Regions from separate parts of the Homo sapiens genome. Here region 2 is linked to region 1. Evidence: read pairs that join two places in POLR2A ChIA-PET (ENCODE). Cell type or tissue: Caco-2. All regions are shown on one strand. Each heading gives the region's core, and the rest is flanking DNA. Links, peaks and the distances in the headings are about the cores only. Region 1 overlaps BCL2L1 (BCL2 like 1). Region 2 overlaps HM13 (histocompatibility minor 13).

The links. ChIA-PET counts read pairs that join two places held together with the same protein. Peaks named below come from ENCODE experiments on the same cell type or tissue, not always from the same donor. Only the 100,000 strongest peaks of a DNase experiment are listed, where the experiment ranks them.
Region 2: POLR2A ChIA-PET joins it to region 1 with 10 read pairs; 15 of 35 experiments call an interaction of 5 or more read pairs at or near these places.

What each region holds. Positions count from the first base shown.
Region 1 is chr20:31,660,362-31,668,686 of GRCh38, forward strand. BCL2L1 (BCL2 like 1) reads right to left here. Exons shown (of 3, transcript NM_138578.3): 3 at 4,097-5,725. The coding sequence ends at 5,588. Among named protein-coding and RNA genes, the nearest start is that of BCL2L1-AS1, 11 kb to the right of the region's middle. RefSeq lists enhancers at 987-1,714, 3,390-4,220, 3,465-3,759 and a silencer at 1,292-1,481. In Caco-2, for the core only: CTCF peaks have their summits at 1,348 (motif pointing right) and 1,549; DNase peaks (open chromatin) are centred at 1,450, 3,490, 4,040, 4,659 and 5 weaker places.
Region 2 is chr20:31,558,021-31,566,345 of GRCh38, forward strand. HM13 (histocompatibility minor 13) reads left to right here. Exons shown (of 13, transcript NM_178581.3): 9 at 1,591-1,627; 10 at 3,614-3,716; 11 at 8,190-8,275. Among named protein-coding and RNA genes, the nearest start is that of HM13-AS1, 11 kb to the right of the region's middle. RefSeq lists enhancers at 2,565-3,764, 7,768-8,325. In Caco-2, for the core only: CTCF peaks have their summits at 2,235 (motif pointing right), 2,434 and 4,975 (motif pointing right); DNase peaks (open chromatin) are centred at 2,251 and 5,031.

The DNA of each region.
Region 1 (8,325 bases), core at 62-8,061:
TTCTCTATGAAATATATTTCATTTCTTTCATCATAAATATGTAATATATGGAAATTGAATGAGTTTTTCACCAAGAACCACATAGAGAGTCCCAAACCCCCTCCAGCTTTCCCTTTGTGCAATTCCAAGCATGTTCCATGGCAATATATAAAGTTGGGAATCACTGAGCGGTCTGGTTAAAAACTTGTGGAATACCACACAGCTAGAAAAAAAGAATAAAGTTGACATCAGTTGGTAATTGTTGAAACTGCCTGGTGAGTACATGGGGATTCATGTGTGAATATGGAAACTTCTACAAGGCTGGGCTAGGTGGCTCAAGCCTGTAATCCCAGCACTTTGGGAGGCCAAGGTGGATGGATCACCTGAGGTCGGGTAAACACAAAAATTAGCTGGGCGTGGTGTTGTGCGCCTGTAGTCACAGCTACTTGGGAGGCTGAGATAGGAGAATTGCTTGTACCCAGAAGGTGGAGATTGCAATTCTCGAACCGGGAAGGTGGAGGTTGCAGTGAGCCGAGATCATGCCACTGCACTTTCGGCTTGGGCGACAGAAGGAGACTCTGTCTCAAAGAAAAAAAAAAACCTCTACAAGATACAGTATGCAGGTGGAAAAAGCAAGGGAAAGTGTGTTTAGTATGTTACTATTTGTGTAAAAAATTAGTGGAGGATCAAAATATATATCTGTGCCAATATGTGAAAAAATGTTTCTGGGCTGGGCACAGTGGCTCACGCCTGTAATCCCAGCACTTTGGGAGGCCGGGGCCAAGTGATGGCTTGAGACCAGGAGTTCGAGACCAGCCTGGGCAACATGGCAAAACCCTGTCTCTGCAAAAATACAAAAAAATTAGCCGGGTATGGTGGCGTGCTCCTGTAGTCACAGTGGGAGGCTGAGGTGGGAGGATCACCTGAGCCCAGGAAGTCGAGGCTGCAGTGAGCTATGATCAGGCCACTGCACTCCAGCCTGGGCAACAGAGTGAGACCCTCTCTCAAAAAATAAAAAATAAATAAATAAATAAATAAAAGAGCGAGTGAAGACATTTCTGGAAGCACATGGAGAATGTGAGGAAGGGACTTGAACGGCTATGGCTAGGGGCAGGAGCTGAGGACACATCGTGGGGGAAGGCGTGAGTGGGAGGCTGGAGGCTTTGGTCTTGAACCAAACAAGATGGCGATTCTAAGCTCCAGAGAGCCCATACAAGCTCTGAATCCAGTACCTAAGGGTTGGAAGTGTAGCTGTTTTTCTGGTGAGTAGGGTAGAGGATGGAGGACATTGGGGAAAGTGGCCCCCCGGCGAGAGAGGTCGTGTGCACTGAGCGGGAGCAGCTTGAGCTGGGGCTGGCTCTCAGGTCGCATCCTGTGGCCACCAGGGGGCAGTGAAGCCCACTCCGAAAAGCGGGCGGGGCGGGGCGGGGCGGGGCGCCTGGGGCATGTCCCACCTCCAGGCCTGCCCTCCAGCTGGAGCTCCTGACCGCTTTTCCCAGACCCCTCCTGGACCGCTGGACGCGGCCACGCGGGACTCCGAGAGTGCAGCACCTCCTCTCTTCTCCTGGAGAGCCCGGGGGAATGCCGAGTCCATCCCCGCGGTCACCCTCAACATCCAGTCCTCCTCCACTGCTTCTAGGTTATCTCATTCAATTGCCCATCACACCCATTTTGTAGAGGGGAAAGCTGGGGCACAGAGAGAGTAGGTAACTCACTCACTGGAAGCCACGGCTCGAGAAATGACGACCCGGGACACAAATCTGGCTGTCCATCCTCAAAACCGGAGCATTCATGAAACCATGGCTTCCTCACTGATCTCCTTGTTTCCACTCTGCTTCCCCTCCGGAACCTTCTCCACCCATCAGCCAGAGTTTTGGGGGCTCTCGGGCTGTATCACTCCCTAACTTACCACCTTTCTCTGGCTGTCACTGCCCTCAGGATCAAGTTCAGTCCTCTCACCCCACCCTCTGTCATCATCTTAAACCCAGCAGCGCCCTCTCTCTTAGCTCTGGACACACCAGCTTTTCAGCCTGAAGACAATGCCTGCTCATCTGGTGCATTTACTGCTTCTTCCCCAGGCCCACTCTCCTGCCTCCCCACTTAATTTTAAGTTAACCGTGATGCACTCTTCAGGCCCTGGCTCTCATGTCAATTCCTCCAGGGAGCCCTCCCTGACTCCTGATTCCCAGACGAGCTCAGATCGCACTTACTATGAGTCTCTTGGGTTGCACTGGCTTCAAACATGCACTTCATTTTTGTATCTATAATGGCATCACTATTCTAAAAATCTGTCATCCTTGAGTCTCTCTGAAGCTATCTCTACTCCATCTGAAATCCTGTGGGATGTGCCTTAAAAATCTGAAGTCTGACCCCTTCTTACCTCCTTCTCTACTAAGTCCTTCATGTCTTGGTAGAAGACCAAACCGCTTCCTCATGGTCGTTGCTTTTTCCTCCTTTGCCCTTACTGGGGCTTAGAAAACAATACCCCAAAGTATGGCACTTTGGCATACCGAATACTTTGAACTAAAGGAGGCTGAAAGGCCTCAGAAACAAGATCTCTGACTTTCTCCTGCCTTGCTGTCTCCCATTTCTCTTTCTCCCCTGAAGCAAGTAACAGAAACTAGCATTCATTCCTCTTCCCCAAGGTGGGTCATAGAAACTAGAACTCCTCTCCCCAAAGCAACTCATAAAACACAGAAATATATATATATATATACACACACACATATATATACATATATATACACATATATACATATATATACACATATATATACACATATATATACACACACATACACACACACACACACACACACACATATATATATATATACACACACACACATATATATATATATATTTTTTTTTTTTGAGACGGAGTCTTGCTCTGTCGCCCAGGCTGGAGTGCAGTGGCGCGATTTCGGCTCACTGCAAGCTCCGCCTCCCGGGTTCACGCCATTCTCCTGCCTCAGCCTCCCGAGTAGCTGGGACTACAGGCGCCCACCACCACGCCCGGCTAATTTTTTTTTGTATTTTTAGTAGAGACGGGGTTTCACTGTGTTTGCCAGGATGGTCTTGATCTCCTGACCTCGTGATCCGCTAAAACACAGAAATATTACTGTAACCTTCCTCTGCTCTACTGTGTAGAAGCTGGCCACAAATTCTCGGCTGGGCATGGGGATCACTGGAGGCTAGGTGTTCGAGACCAGCCTGGGCAACATAACAAGATCCCCATCTCTACAAAAAAAAATTTGAAAATTAGCCAGGCTTGGTGGCACTCACATGTAATTTCAGCTGCTCAAGAGACTGAGGCAGGAGGATCACTTGAGCCCAGGAATTTGAAGCTGCAGTTATCTATCACACTACTGCATTCCAGCCTGGGTGACGGGGCAAGACCCTCTTAAAAAACAAATAAATACTCTGACCTATGTCTTGTCTCCTGTACAGGAGAGGAAGGAATGCTACACAGAGGCCAAGAAGAATCTGGACTGGCCTTGCTGGGTTGGCTAATTTAAAAATTTTTTTGTAGAGACAGGGTCTCACTTTGTTGCCCAGGCTGATCTTGAACTCCTGACCTTAAGCAACCCATCCCCCACCCGCAAAGTATTGAGATTACAGGGTGTGAACTGCCACTTTGTTTTTCTTTTGTTATAGGAATGTCAGTCACAGAACCTTCTGATGGGTGAGGAAAGGCATCACACCTTTCCCCCACACCCTACAGCAGCTAGAGCCGTGCTTATGTCTGTCTCTTCCACTAGAATGAATGCTTGTAAAGGCAAAGGTTTTGTTTGAAGAAGTCCCCAGTGCCCAGGACTATGTCTGTGTAGAGCAGAGCTCAGTAAACACTTGCCAAGTGGCTGTGTCTCCCACTAGAATGTCAGCTCCTGAGGGCAGAGACTGTGTCTGTCCTGTTCACATGCAGCCCCAGTGCCCAGCACACAGCATGTACCCAGTAAAACCCTGTCACCGTACAGGTGGATAAATTCAGGCCCAGAAGGAAGGAAGGACTTGTCCAAGGCCCTCCCCTGAGGGCAGCAGAGCCAGGACCAGTACCCAGCTCTCCAGCGGCCCCTCCTTTCCCCATCCCGGAGCACACAAGAGCCCAGGCTCTTTGTTCACTGAGTAAACACAGTTTATTACTGAACTGCACTTTCACCTTCACACAGACTATTTCAAAGAGCTGGAACAAGTGTGGGGTGGGGGTTGGGGGAGGGGCAGATGCCCCTCAGGAGCCAGGACCCTCGGCCAGCTTCCCTGGACCAGGGCAGGGGAGGGAGCATCAGGCCGTCCAATCTCCGGGCACCAGCTCTCCACGTGCACGCGCACTGCAAGCCAGCAGCTCCTCACACATAAATACAGACACGCTTAACAAAAATAGTATATCATCTTCACAAGGAATAAAAACTAGTCTCAAATATGTACAGCAGAGAGCCCGGGGTGGCTGGGACCCCTGGGGATGAGACAGGCCAAGGGTGGAGCAGAAGAGAGAGGGAGGCCTGAAGAGCTCCTGGCCAGGCCACTCTGGCCTTGGCAGCCTGGCTGCCCAGGCTGGACAGGCATGGGGCACAGATCTGCCTGGCCAGGCAGGACTGGCCCTTCTAGTCAGCCCTACCCCACCCCATGCAGCAGGCTCTCCTTCCTGCCCTTCCTGCCTGAGGTAGGGAAGACCCTGGGGCTCCCATAGCTGTTCCTGATAGCTCCCTTTCACCTCAGGGCTGAGTCCCCTGAACCCACCATGAGGAGCAGCCCAAGGCAAAGATGCCACAGGCTGCTCTTGTAGGAAGTGAGGCAGCTGAGGCCATAAACAGCTCTGGGGCATCTGTCTTGGGCCCAGTTGGTCCCTCAGTATGGTCATGGGAGCCAGGGAGGGGAAGGGACTAGGGTGGTGCTGAACTGCAAGGGCCACCCTAGCTTTGGCATGGGGTGCTTCCTGTAGCTATAGCCCCCTCCCTCCTGGGTGGGGCTGGCCTCTAGCCAGAGGCTTCTGGAGGACATTTGGACTGGGAGTGAGGACTCTAGCCAGTCCAGAGGTGAGGAGGGAGTCCTGGTCCTTGCATCTTTATCCCAAGCAGCCTGAATCCCTAGTCAAAAGTGGCCCCTAAATGGCTCTTAGGGGGTAGGGATGGAAGGAAAGGGAACCCAGGTTAGTGTGGGGAGAGTGGGGGGAAAATGATCAATTCTGAGGCCACAAACATCAAAACAAAGGCAATCTAGTCTCCTTTCTGGGGAAGAGGTTCTGAAAACTTTCAAGCTCCCTGGCAGAAAAACATTTTCAGGGAGGCTAAGGGGTAAGGGTTGCACCAATCAGGTAGGGCCCTCCTGCCCCCAGCCACAAACCCTTCCATACCTGCCAGCCTCCTTTGGACAGATTTTGTGGAAATTTTGTGAATTCTGAGGCCAAGGGAACTGAGGTGTGGGGGTCTCACAGAAGTGTGATAAATTCTAGAAAACTAGCTGCAAGGGACCAGATCTGGGCCCAACCCTGTGATGGGCAGGTGGGCATGGGCTGCATGTAGTGGTTCTCCTGGTGGCAATGGCGGCTGGACGGAGGATGTGGTGGAGCAGAGAAGGGGGTGGGAGGGTAGAGTGGATGGTCAGTGTCTGGTCATTTCCGACTGAAGAGTGAGCCCAGCAGAACCACGCCGGCCACAGTCATGCCCGTCAGGAACCAGCGGTTGAAGCGTTCCTGGCCCTTTCGGCTCTCGGCTGCTGCATTGTTCCCATAGAGTTCCACAAAAGTATCCTGCAGGGAGAGAGAAGGAAGGTGCAGTTTTAGTCCTCAGAGAGTGATGTAGGTGGGTGGGGAAAGGGGCCATCTGCATGCTATGGCCTTGGTGATGTGAAAAACTGTAGCCATCTGTGCCCACTCTGGGCCAGGTAAAGGGCTAAGGGTGGTCCTCTTTCTTGACCCTCCATTGGTGATAATCAAACCATGTTACTGCTGAGAAACAGGTAGAGAGGAGGAAAGTGCCCTGTCTGAGGTAAGTCAAGAAGTAGCACTTACTCCAGAATCCAAGGTGGGAACGAGATGGGCAGGGTCAGGGAACTGATGGAAGCCAGGTGGCTGGAGCAGAGTGCAGGAGAGGAGGGCATGGGGGAGATGATGGTGCAGGGGTGAGCAAGAGCCAGACCATACGTGGCCTGGAAGCCGCAAGGAGCCTAGAGTTGAGTCTGAGGGTAGTGTGGAGTGTGGAGCCACTAGGCCTCAGATTTTCTACTGCTGCACCAGAGGGAGGGATAAGGAAGCCCAGGGCTAAATCCCCAGGGTCATTTGAGGCCAATTCAGGGGTAGAATGGGTCCTGGGACTTCAGCCAGAGGCTCCTCCCTCTGGAGGGAGCCTCTGGTGGGCAGGTTGGTGACAAGAAGAGCAGGGCAGAGGAGAGAGGGTAACAATGATGCAGGACTGACAGGCCTCCATCACGGGGTCTGTGAGGCCTTGTCCCGGACATCCTCCACTGCAGGGGGTGTGACTCTGGGCCCAGGAGGTTGTGATCAACAGCCCTCTGCCCTGAATCTAAGTCAGAAGGGAAGCACATGACAGGGGGAAGGAGGAGCTGTGGGCTAAATTACCCAGCCCAGGGTGCAGCAGCCTGTGGGGCAGGGAGAAGGACGCTTAGAACATAACTTTTATGAGTAAGCGTAGTACCCAATTTGTCCTTTAATCCTCCCAACAATTCTGCAATGCAGGCTGTCTCTCCCCATTTACAGGCCAAGAAGCTGTGCCTCTGAGGGTCCAGGGACTGGATCAAGGTCACCCAGCTGTGTCAGTGGTGGAGCCAGAATCTAAAACTGGCATCTGGCACCTAGAAATATGTAAGAAAGAAGTAAGTTCCAGGCTGGGTGCGGTGGCTCATGCCTATAATCCCAGCACTTTGGGAGGCTGAGGTGGGTGGATTGCCTGAGGTCAGGAGTTCGAGACCAGCCTGGCCAACATGGTGAAACCCTGTCTCTACTAAAAATACAAAAATTAGCCGGGTGTGGTGGCACGCACCTGTAATCCCAGTTACTCAGGAGGCTGAGGCACGAGAATTGTTTGAACCCGGGAGACGGAGGTTGCAGTGAGCAGAAATCGCACCACAGCACTCCAGTCTGGGTGACAGAGACTCCGTTCAAAAAAAAAAAAGGAAGTACCATAGTACCGTGTGTGTGTGTGTGTGTGTGTGTGTGTGTAAAATGAATGAGTTACTGGCTGGTTCTTGCCTCTCTACCAAGACCTCTGCCACACTGGGCCTACATTTCCAACCAGTCCCAAATGGCCGAGTGGCTGCTCCCTCAAGACAGGCATGCCATCTCCAGTTGGCCTCAGGTCTCACCTATCAATTTGCTCACTTGTGACCCCTGCCGTGGCCCACTTCCAGTCTTGACAACCCCCTCAGTCCATGCTCCACACAGAGCTTTCTAAGAACACTGGAAGCCCTCCAGCAGCATTCTCCTGCACTTAGAAGGGCAGCATCATTTATTTTTGTATCCCTGGTACCTAGCAAAATGCCATGTGCACTGAGCTGCTAATTTGACTGAAGGAATCCTCAACATTAAGGCAGTAGAGAGCAGTGACCCATGAATCTCAGCCCTTGCAGAAGCACACTCCATTCAGTCACTCCAAGTTCTCAACCTTCCCAGGGCTTCCATCACACCTGAAATAAAGTCCCCACTCCTTACTCTGGCCAGCAAGGTCTAGTGGGATCTGGCTCCAACACTTTCTGGCCTCCTCCCCACCCCTGTCCCCTGAACTTCACTCCAGTCCCACTGGCCTCCTTGCTGTTCCTCCAACGTCTCCTGCCGCAGGAGTCTGCTGTTCCTGCTTGCCTGGAGCACCTGACCCCAGGTCGTCGCCTGCCTCACTCCCTCATTTCACAACCATGACTCCCCTCAAATGTCACCTCCTAGGGGAGGCCTTCCCTGACTGCCTTGTCTAAAACAGTACACCACCCCCGTCTCTCTCTGCCTGTCCCCTTACCTTCCTTGATTTTTCTTCTCAGTTTTTTTTTTTTTTGAGACACAGTTTTATTCTGTCCCCCAGGCTGGAGTGCAGTGGCACAAACTGGGCTCACAGCAACCTTTGCTTCCTGGGTACAAGCGATTCTCCTGAGTAGCTGGGATTACAGACATGTGCCACCATGCCCAGCTAATTTTTATATTTTTAGTAGAGATAAGGTTTTGCCATATTGGCCAGGCTGGTCTCAAACTCCTGACCTCAAGTGATCCGCCCACGGCCTCCCAAAGTGCTGGGATTACAGGCACGAGCCACCATATCTGGCCTTTTTTTTTTTTTTTTTGGAGACAGAGTTTTACCCTTGTTGCCCAGGCTGGAGTACAATGGCGCGATCTCAGCTCACTGCAAC
Region 2 (8,325 bases), core at 254-8,253, 100 kb before region 1:
CAGCGCCTTCCTTCAAGTAAATGAGACTCAGAGCCCAGAGCCCAGTAAGGGAGGCGACACACAGGGTGTGCGTATAGCACAGGGACAGGACTGGTTGGCTGTGTTTTGGGGTTGCTTAGGCTTCCGGGATGTCTCTTTCTTTTTCTTTTTTCTTTTTTAGCAGAACCATTGCTTACAATTGGCTTGGTTTTCAAGTTTCAGAGTGCAGTGGGTGGACCGAGGTAACCCTCTCCTGTGCTCCTGTGGAGCCTTCAAATAGCCCACTGCTTGCCCCTCCTCCTCCCCCCTCCAGCCACGCACTGCCACAGGGGCCTTTTTCAAAATGTGTTTAGGTTGTTCTGCTCAGAACTCCTCCAGTGCGTCTCTTCACTCAGGATAAAGACCCAACTCCTCCCCATGGTCCTCGGGGCCCTGCAGGGCTGGTCTATCTCCTCATCTCCTGCCAGTAGGCAAGCTGCCTTAGTGACCCCTCAGTCCCTGCCACATCTCCTGAGCACTCTTTCTCCAGGACCTTTGCACATGCTGTTCTCTCCTCCTGGCGTGTGGCATTTCCAAGAAGCCTTCCTTCTTTCCCCTCCTTCACCCCTGCCCAGCCTAGGTCTCATCCTGTTACACCTTCTTACAACATGGGAAGCACAATTCTCCTGCCTCAGCCTCCCAATAGCTAGAATTGCAGGCGTGCACTGCCATGCCCAGCTCATTTTGGGGTTTTTTGTATTTTGAGACAGAGTCTCACTCTGTCGTCCAGGCTGGAGTGCAGTGGCGTGATCTCGGCTCACTGCAACCTCTGCCTCCTGGGTTCAAGCGATTCTCCTGCCTCAGCCTCCCGAGTAGCTGGGACTACAGGTGCCTGCCACCACGTCTGGCTAATTTTTGCTTTTGTTTTTTGTTGTTGTTTTGTTTTGTTTTGTTTTTTTGAGACAGAGTCTCGCTGTGTCACCAGGCTGGAATGCAGTGGCGCGATCTTGGCTCACTGCAACCTCCACTTCCTGGGTTCAAGTGATTCTTGTGCCTCAGCCTCCCGAGTAGCTGGGACTACGGGCACATGCCACTATGTCTGGCTAATTTTTGTATTTTTAGTGAGACGAGGTTTCGCCATGTTGGCCAGGATGGTCTGGAACTCCTGACCTCGTGATCCACCCACCTCTGCCTTCCAAAGTGGAAGCACTCTTTAACAGTCACAATCTCACAATGATTTCCGTGACTATTTGAGGTATGTCATAGTGTGGCTACCCTGTCCCCCTGGCTGAGCTCTGTGGGAGCAGCGATTTTGCCTACTCCTACATTTCCCATAGTGCCTGGTACATAGGCACTTGATAAGCATTTGGGCAGACACGGTGTGACATAGTATGATGCGGTGAGGTGCTGGGTCATTGTAGTCCCAGGCCAAAGCAAAATCCTGGGCCCCTCTCATTGTTCTAGGTAGAGAAATGGGACTTTCTGCTGTCACTTGAGAGTATTGGCCACACCCTTGGTCTCCAATGATTGCTCCAAGATGGAACACCAGGTTGGGGACCAGGACCCAGTCTCCTGTTAGTTCACTGCCCTGCTGCTTCCCTGCCACTCTCTAACCCCAGCTTTCTCCCACAGGGATCTTCATTGCCTTGCTGCTGCGCTTTGACATCAGGTGAGTGAGTGAGGGCCTGCCCCAGCATGGGCTTCTCCAGGGATTCTCCAGTGGCCTTCAGGAGCCCAGAGAAGGTACCTCAGGAGACCAGACCCTCCACCCCCACAGCAGCCAGAGCAATTCTGATTTTATCTGCATTTTGCATCTTGAAGTTCTAAGTATTTGAAGAGCCTGTGGTCAAAAAATTGTTTTAAGAATCATAGGCCAAGAGATTTAAACCCACAAGGGCCTGGTGGTACTCACAGTGCTTTCTCACTGTGTGACCTTGACAAGTGGCCTGACCTTCCTGAGCCTCTGGTTTCTCATCTTGAGTTAATAACAAGAGTTCCTACCATGAAAATCTGGAGAGAGTGCTGAGCACACACTGACCTCAGTCGCTCTTGGTTGAATCCTGGTTGCAGTCATCATCATCATCTTTTATCAGCCTAGCGTCAGGTCACCATGTCTCAGCTGCTCTAGCTGTTCCCTGCCCTCTCTTTACTCAGACATTTTTCAGTCTGTTGTAGACAGTGAGCACGAGGGGGAGAAGGTGGGCAACTTAGGTCAGCGTTTAAAACACAAGAAAGGTCTTATCCAAGTTAATGCACCTATGCAATGGGACTTGCCGTCAGCAGGGGGCGCCAGCAACAGCTCCATCATTTTATGCCCCGTCATCCCTGTGAGGGCTGGCAATGTTGCACTTAACTTTGAGGTGGTTTGTGAACTTCTCTTGATTTCCTCATGCCTGATAGTTGCAAAAGCAGTAATAACAGTGACAGTGGTAATGAGAAACTTACTACCAGCATCATTGAAATCCAGTTTCCATGTGAAACTTAGGTTTTTCCCACTCACATACACCTGGGTTATTTGTGTAGTGCCACTTCAAACCTTAGGAGCATATGGGCTCACAGTCACCTTTGGAAGAGACCTGGCCAGTCTGTAAGTAGAGGGATGTCTGTGCCAGCCGTCTCTACTCCTGGCTGTTCAGAGGTAATACAAAGTGAAACCCATAAGAAGCCCCCAGGCTATTTGCTGGAGACAGATTCAACTGCCAGCACCCTCAGAGACAGAGTCTCATTTTTTAGCCTGGGCTCACAGCATAAGCAGCTCCTCAGCTGATTTCCAGAATCAGTGCAACATTCCCAAAGGGAGTCACTTGTATCCCAGTTCTCAAGATAGGTGAGTTCTCAAGGTACTTGCAGCCGAAGGCTTAGAAGCACCCAGGACAAGGAGAGAAGGGGGTCAGAAGCACTCATTCATTCCACAAATGTTAATTGAGTCCATAGTACTGGCTGGGCACATCCCAGGTGCTGGGGACATGCAGAGGTTACGGAGCTGGCATTGGAGAGGGAAGTCACGTAATGGCAATGCCGGGCTGTATATGATTCATCTGTTCTGAAGCTGATCTTGGATGAATCACCTCCAGGAAGCCACTGGCATTTATTCATGCAGCCAGCATCTAGTTAGTACCACAAATAGGCTATTGAACTATTACGTCCACTGCACTTAAAAGTAGTAACTTATCTTTGCAGTTTCTGTATCTGTGTTTCTCAAAGCATGATCCAACGGTATGAGATTCACCTCAGATGTTTTTTTCAAAATGCAGATTCCTGGGCCCTGCTCTAGAGCTATTAGATCAGACTCCCTGGGGGTGGGACCTAGAATCCTGCATTTTTTCACAAGCTTTCCAGATGATTTTTATGCTGACTAAAGTCTTACAGCCACTGTTATAAGTTGCAGCATTTGATATTCATAACTACCAAGGAGATGAGCTCATTTTCCCATTTTGCAGATGAGTAAACTGAGGCTAAGAGAAGGAAAGCAACTTGTCCAGAGACACATAGCTGGGGGCAGTATCAGCGTGCACACCCACCTCCAGACTCCCAGCCCAGAGCTCAGTCACCCCCCCACAACCTCTAGGGTCTTCCCCAGCTCCCTCAGAAGGGGTATTACTAGTTCAGTCCCTATATCTAACCCTCCTCCTCTTTCTTCACACCTTCCCTGCAGCTTGAAGAAGAATACCCACACCTACTTCTACACCAGCTTTGCAGCCTACATCTTCGGCCTGGGCCTTACCATCTTCATCATGCACATCTTCAAGCATGCTCAGGTGGGCAGGACGGTATCAGAGTGTCAGGAATGCCTCACTGCAAATAGAGGGACTTACAGAGGGATTTATTTGTAAATGCAAGCAGTCCAGAGATAGGCACTCCCCACTGGTGTTGGAGCAGTCATGTCTGTGATTCTCTTGGCCTTCCATTTGTGGTTGCAAGATGGCTGCCACTGCTCTAGGCAGCATGGGCACGTTAGAGGCAAGAAGGAGGGAAAAGCGTAACAGCCATGCCTGCTGCCTTCATCAGGAAGGCAGGAACTTTCCCAGAACCCTTTCAGCATCTCATGGGCCAGACTGGGGTCCTAAAGCCACCCTGGCTACAGGAGAGTCCAGGAAAGAGGATTTGGCTTCTCAGCCTTGGTAGTGGGAAGCAGGCAGAGAAGAACAGGATTGGAGTGGGTGTTGGGTATTGGGGCGTCCCTCCCCCTACTCCCTAGTAGACCAGGCTCTGCCTCCTTCTCCCACCAAGATGAGGATGGAGTACTGAGCTGCCACAGAATGAAGCAACATAGCACAAAGACTGGGAGCCCTCAGTGTGGCCTGGAGAGGGGAAGATTCAGGGGAAAGTGAGCAGACAGGATTGCCCTACTTTCTACTGGAAATAATAAGAGCTCCTGTTTGTTAAGCACTTCCACATGTCAGGCTCTGCACTCATGAGGATCCTTGTGAACAGGTGGGGAAACTGGAGTTCAGGTGACACACTGCAAGTATGTGGTAAAGCCAGGATTCAAACCTGGGTCAGCATGGAAACCACACCCAGGCTCTCAAGCCCTGGCCATGGGAAACGCAGCATTGAACAGGGGCTAAGGGAGCCCTGTTGTGAATCCCAGCACCACCCAGTAACCATGGAACTCTGGGCTTGCTGCTTCTGTCCCCTTTCCCCTTCCCCAGGGCCCAAATACAGACGAGCCATCTTTGAATTAATCACAAAAGCTGGGGTTTTTTTAATCACTCTGTGCCAGGCACTGTGCTAAACTCTTTTGCTAATAACTCATTTAGTCCTAGTACAGTATTACTTTATAGAAGGTCAAAAGGCCCCTAGCCCATAATTAGAAAAACCAAGAACAACCATTGTGGAACTGCCTCTCACTTCTGCTCAAGGGCTTCAATGGCGTGTAAGGTGAGAGTAACATGCGTATGGCAAGGGTCACAGAGAGTGACTGGACCTGGTTTGGAGGACTAGTTAAGAGACCTTTTGGAGGTCTCTGCAGCTCCCGGCCCCTTATTGGAGTCCAAGCCCAGAGCCAATTCCCCCAGTGGCCATAAGGTGGCAGCCTCACCCTCTGCCTGGCTGGACTGAGAAGAGGCTCCCATTCAGAGCTCTGGCACACAGGAGTCCTCTCCTTTATCGGAAAACTGCAGCGCTGAGAGAACGCGAACACTACATCAGGCTGGGCCCTGGGTGGCGATCTGGACTCCAGACTAATGAACTCCTGAACCCTGCCCCAAGGCCTGTGTTACTCCCCAGCAGCAGCCCAGCCCTTCTCCCCAGTCATCCAAGTGGGTACCTCTCTGAAAATCCTTGGAAAGGGGATCCAGGACATGAGGGGACCCTGTCCCATGGGGTCCCCTGCTCTCCAACACACAGGTAGTCCCAGTGCTAGCATTGGTCTAGGTAAGGGTCACCTCTGCCTTTGTGCAGTGGTGTGATCTCAGCTCATTGGAGCTCCGCCTCCTGGGCTCAAGCAATTCTCCTGCCTCAGCCTCCCAAGTAGCTGGGATTACAGGCGTGCACCACCACACCCAGCTGATTTTTATATTTTTAGTAGAGACAGGGTATCACCATGTTGGCCAGTCTGGTTTCAAACTCCTGACCTCAACTGACCTGCCCACCTCAGCCTCCCAAAGTGCTGGGATTACAAGCGTGAGCCACCACACCCATCCTACTTAGGGATTGTTAGATTCAATAATTTAATATACATAAAGCAGTATTGATCACAGCCCACCTATGACAGATGGCAAGAAATAAGTCTGAATGTTAGGATCAAGGGCATGCGGGAAAGACTTCTTTGTTCTCTGGCCAAGGGCTGGCTTTACGTTAAGAATGAAGTCTCCGGCCAGGCGTGGTGGCTCACACCTGTAATCCCAGCACTTTGGGAGGCCAAGGTGGGTGGATCACCTGAGGTCGGGAGTTTGAGACCAGCCTGACCTACATGGAGAAACCCCATCTCTACTAAAAACACAAAATTAGCCGGGCTTGGTGGAGAATGCCTGTAATCCCAGCTACTTGGGAGGCTGAGGCAGGAGAATCGCTTGAACTGAGAGGCGGAGGTTGCAGTGAGCCGAGATCGCACCACTGCACTCCAGCCTGGGCAACAAGAAGGAAACTCTGTCTCAGAAAAAAAAAAAAAAAGAATGAAGTTTCCTCACCCTCTCCAGGACAATCTCTTCACTTCATGAGCACCCATGAAGACGCACCATGAAGGAGCCATTCACTGAGTATTTACCAGGCCCTCTTCAGTATGCAGGGCACACTACGGTGAGCAAGACAGCTGTGGGCCCGCCCTCACTGAACTCACCACCTATGGGGATGTTCCATTACAAATTGCTGGGGAGGCCAGGCACGATGGCTCACACCCATAATCCCAGCACGTTGGGAGGCAAAAGCAGGTGGATCACTTGAGCTCAGGAGTTCAAGACCAGCCTGGGGAAAATGGTGACAACCAGTCTCTACAAAAAATACAAAAATTAGCCAGGCATGGAGGCGCACACCTGTAGGCCCAGCAACTTGTAGGACTGAGGCGAGAGGATCACTTGAGCCCAGGAGGTCAAGGCTACAGTGAGCCATGTTCATATCACTGCACTTCCGTCTGGGAGACAAAGTGAGACCCTGTCTCAAAAAAAAAAAAATTGCTGAGGAATGCTGTGAGGGAAATTAGAGGGACTTACAGAGCACGTAGCAAGGGACCTGACTCCATGTGAAAGAACTCAAGTGCACCAGCCTGGCCAACATGGTGAAACCGCATCTCTACTGAAAAATACAAATATTAGCCGGGCATGGTGGCGCATGCCTGTAATCCCAGTTACTCAGGAGGCGGAGGTTGCAATGAGCCAAGATCGCACCATTGCACTCCAGTCTGGGAGACAGAGCAAGACTCTATCTCAAAATCACAAAAAAAAAAAAAAAGAAAAGAAAAGAAACTCGGCCAGGCGCGGTGTCTCACGCTTGTAATCCCAGCACTTTGGGAGGCCAAGGCAGGCAGATCACAAGGTCAAGAGATCGAGACCATCCTGGCCAACACGGTGAAACCCTGTCTCTACTAAAAATACAAAAAAATTAGCCGGGCATGGTGGCAGGCACCTGTAGTCCCAGCTACTCCGGAGGCTAAGGCAGAAGAATGGTGTGAACCTGGGAGGCAGAGCTTGCAGTGAGCCAAGATCACACCACTGCACTCCAGCCTGGGTGACAGAGCCAGACTCCATCTCAAAAAAAAAAAAAAAAGAAAGAAACTCTTTGGGCTGGGCGTGGTGCCTCAGGCCTATAATCCCAGCAATTTGGGAGGCCGAGGCAGGTGGATCACCTGAGGTCAGGAGTTCGAGACCACCATGGCGAACGTGGTGAAACCCCATCTCTAGTAAAAATACAAAAATTAGCCAGGCGTGGTGGCAGGCACCTGTAGTCCCAGCTACTCAGGAGGCTGAGGCAGGAGAATCGCTTGAACCCTGGAGGCGGAGGTTGCAGTGAGCCAAGATTGCACCATTGCACTCCAGCCTGGGCAACAAGAGTCAGAGACTCTGTCTCAAAAAAAAAAAAAAAAAAAGATTTGGGTCTCTGAGTCCTGGGCTATTTTCCCTCTCCTTGTGAAGCATTGGTCTTCCTCCTCTGCAAAAGGATAACCATCATGGGATGTGGCAGTGGGCTGACTTCCTGGGAAGGCTAAGCTCAGTGCCTGCACAGTAGATGTTCATGAACAGGGTCTTAGTATAACCGTCCTTTTCTCCAAACCCAGCTTTACCAGGAGTCTCAGCACAGACATGCCAAATTGCTTGGGTGTGAATCCTGGGGGAGCCAGTGACCAGCTAGGTCACCTTAATACAGGCTGCAACAAGTAGTTATTACATAGCAGCTGTGGTGTCATCATCACTATAATAGCATCTCCTGGAGCATTTGCTAAAATGCAGGTGTGAGCCCCAGACCTCAGGAAGCAGAGTCTCTGGGAGTAGGACCAAACCAGGAAGTTGCTTTTTGAACCTGGTGACCTAGGTGATTCAGATGCTGCCAGCCAAACCCCTGGGAACCCTTGAAGCCCTGCCTACTTGAGTTTCTTAGTTTTCTTGCATTCCCTCTCGGGAGGAGCAACCCTTGTCTGGGAGTTAGGAGCCCTGGGTTCAGGCCCAGCCACTGACTTGCTATGGTCCTGGACCAGTCACTGTCCTTCAGTCCAGCCCAGAAGGGGTTTGGGGTGCTGGGCACGGCCCTGAGGCAGTGCCGTGCCCAGCATGGCTTCACCAGCCTGTGTCCTCTCATAGCCTGCCCTCCTATACCTGGTCCCCGCCTGCATCGGTTTTCCTGTCCTGGTGGCGCTGGCCAAGGGAGAAGTGACAGAGATGTTCAGGTAAGGCAGAGTGGGGGGCAGATGTCCTCATGGGCACCAGTGTGCCTGCT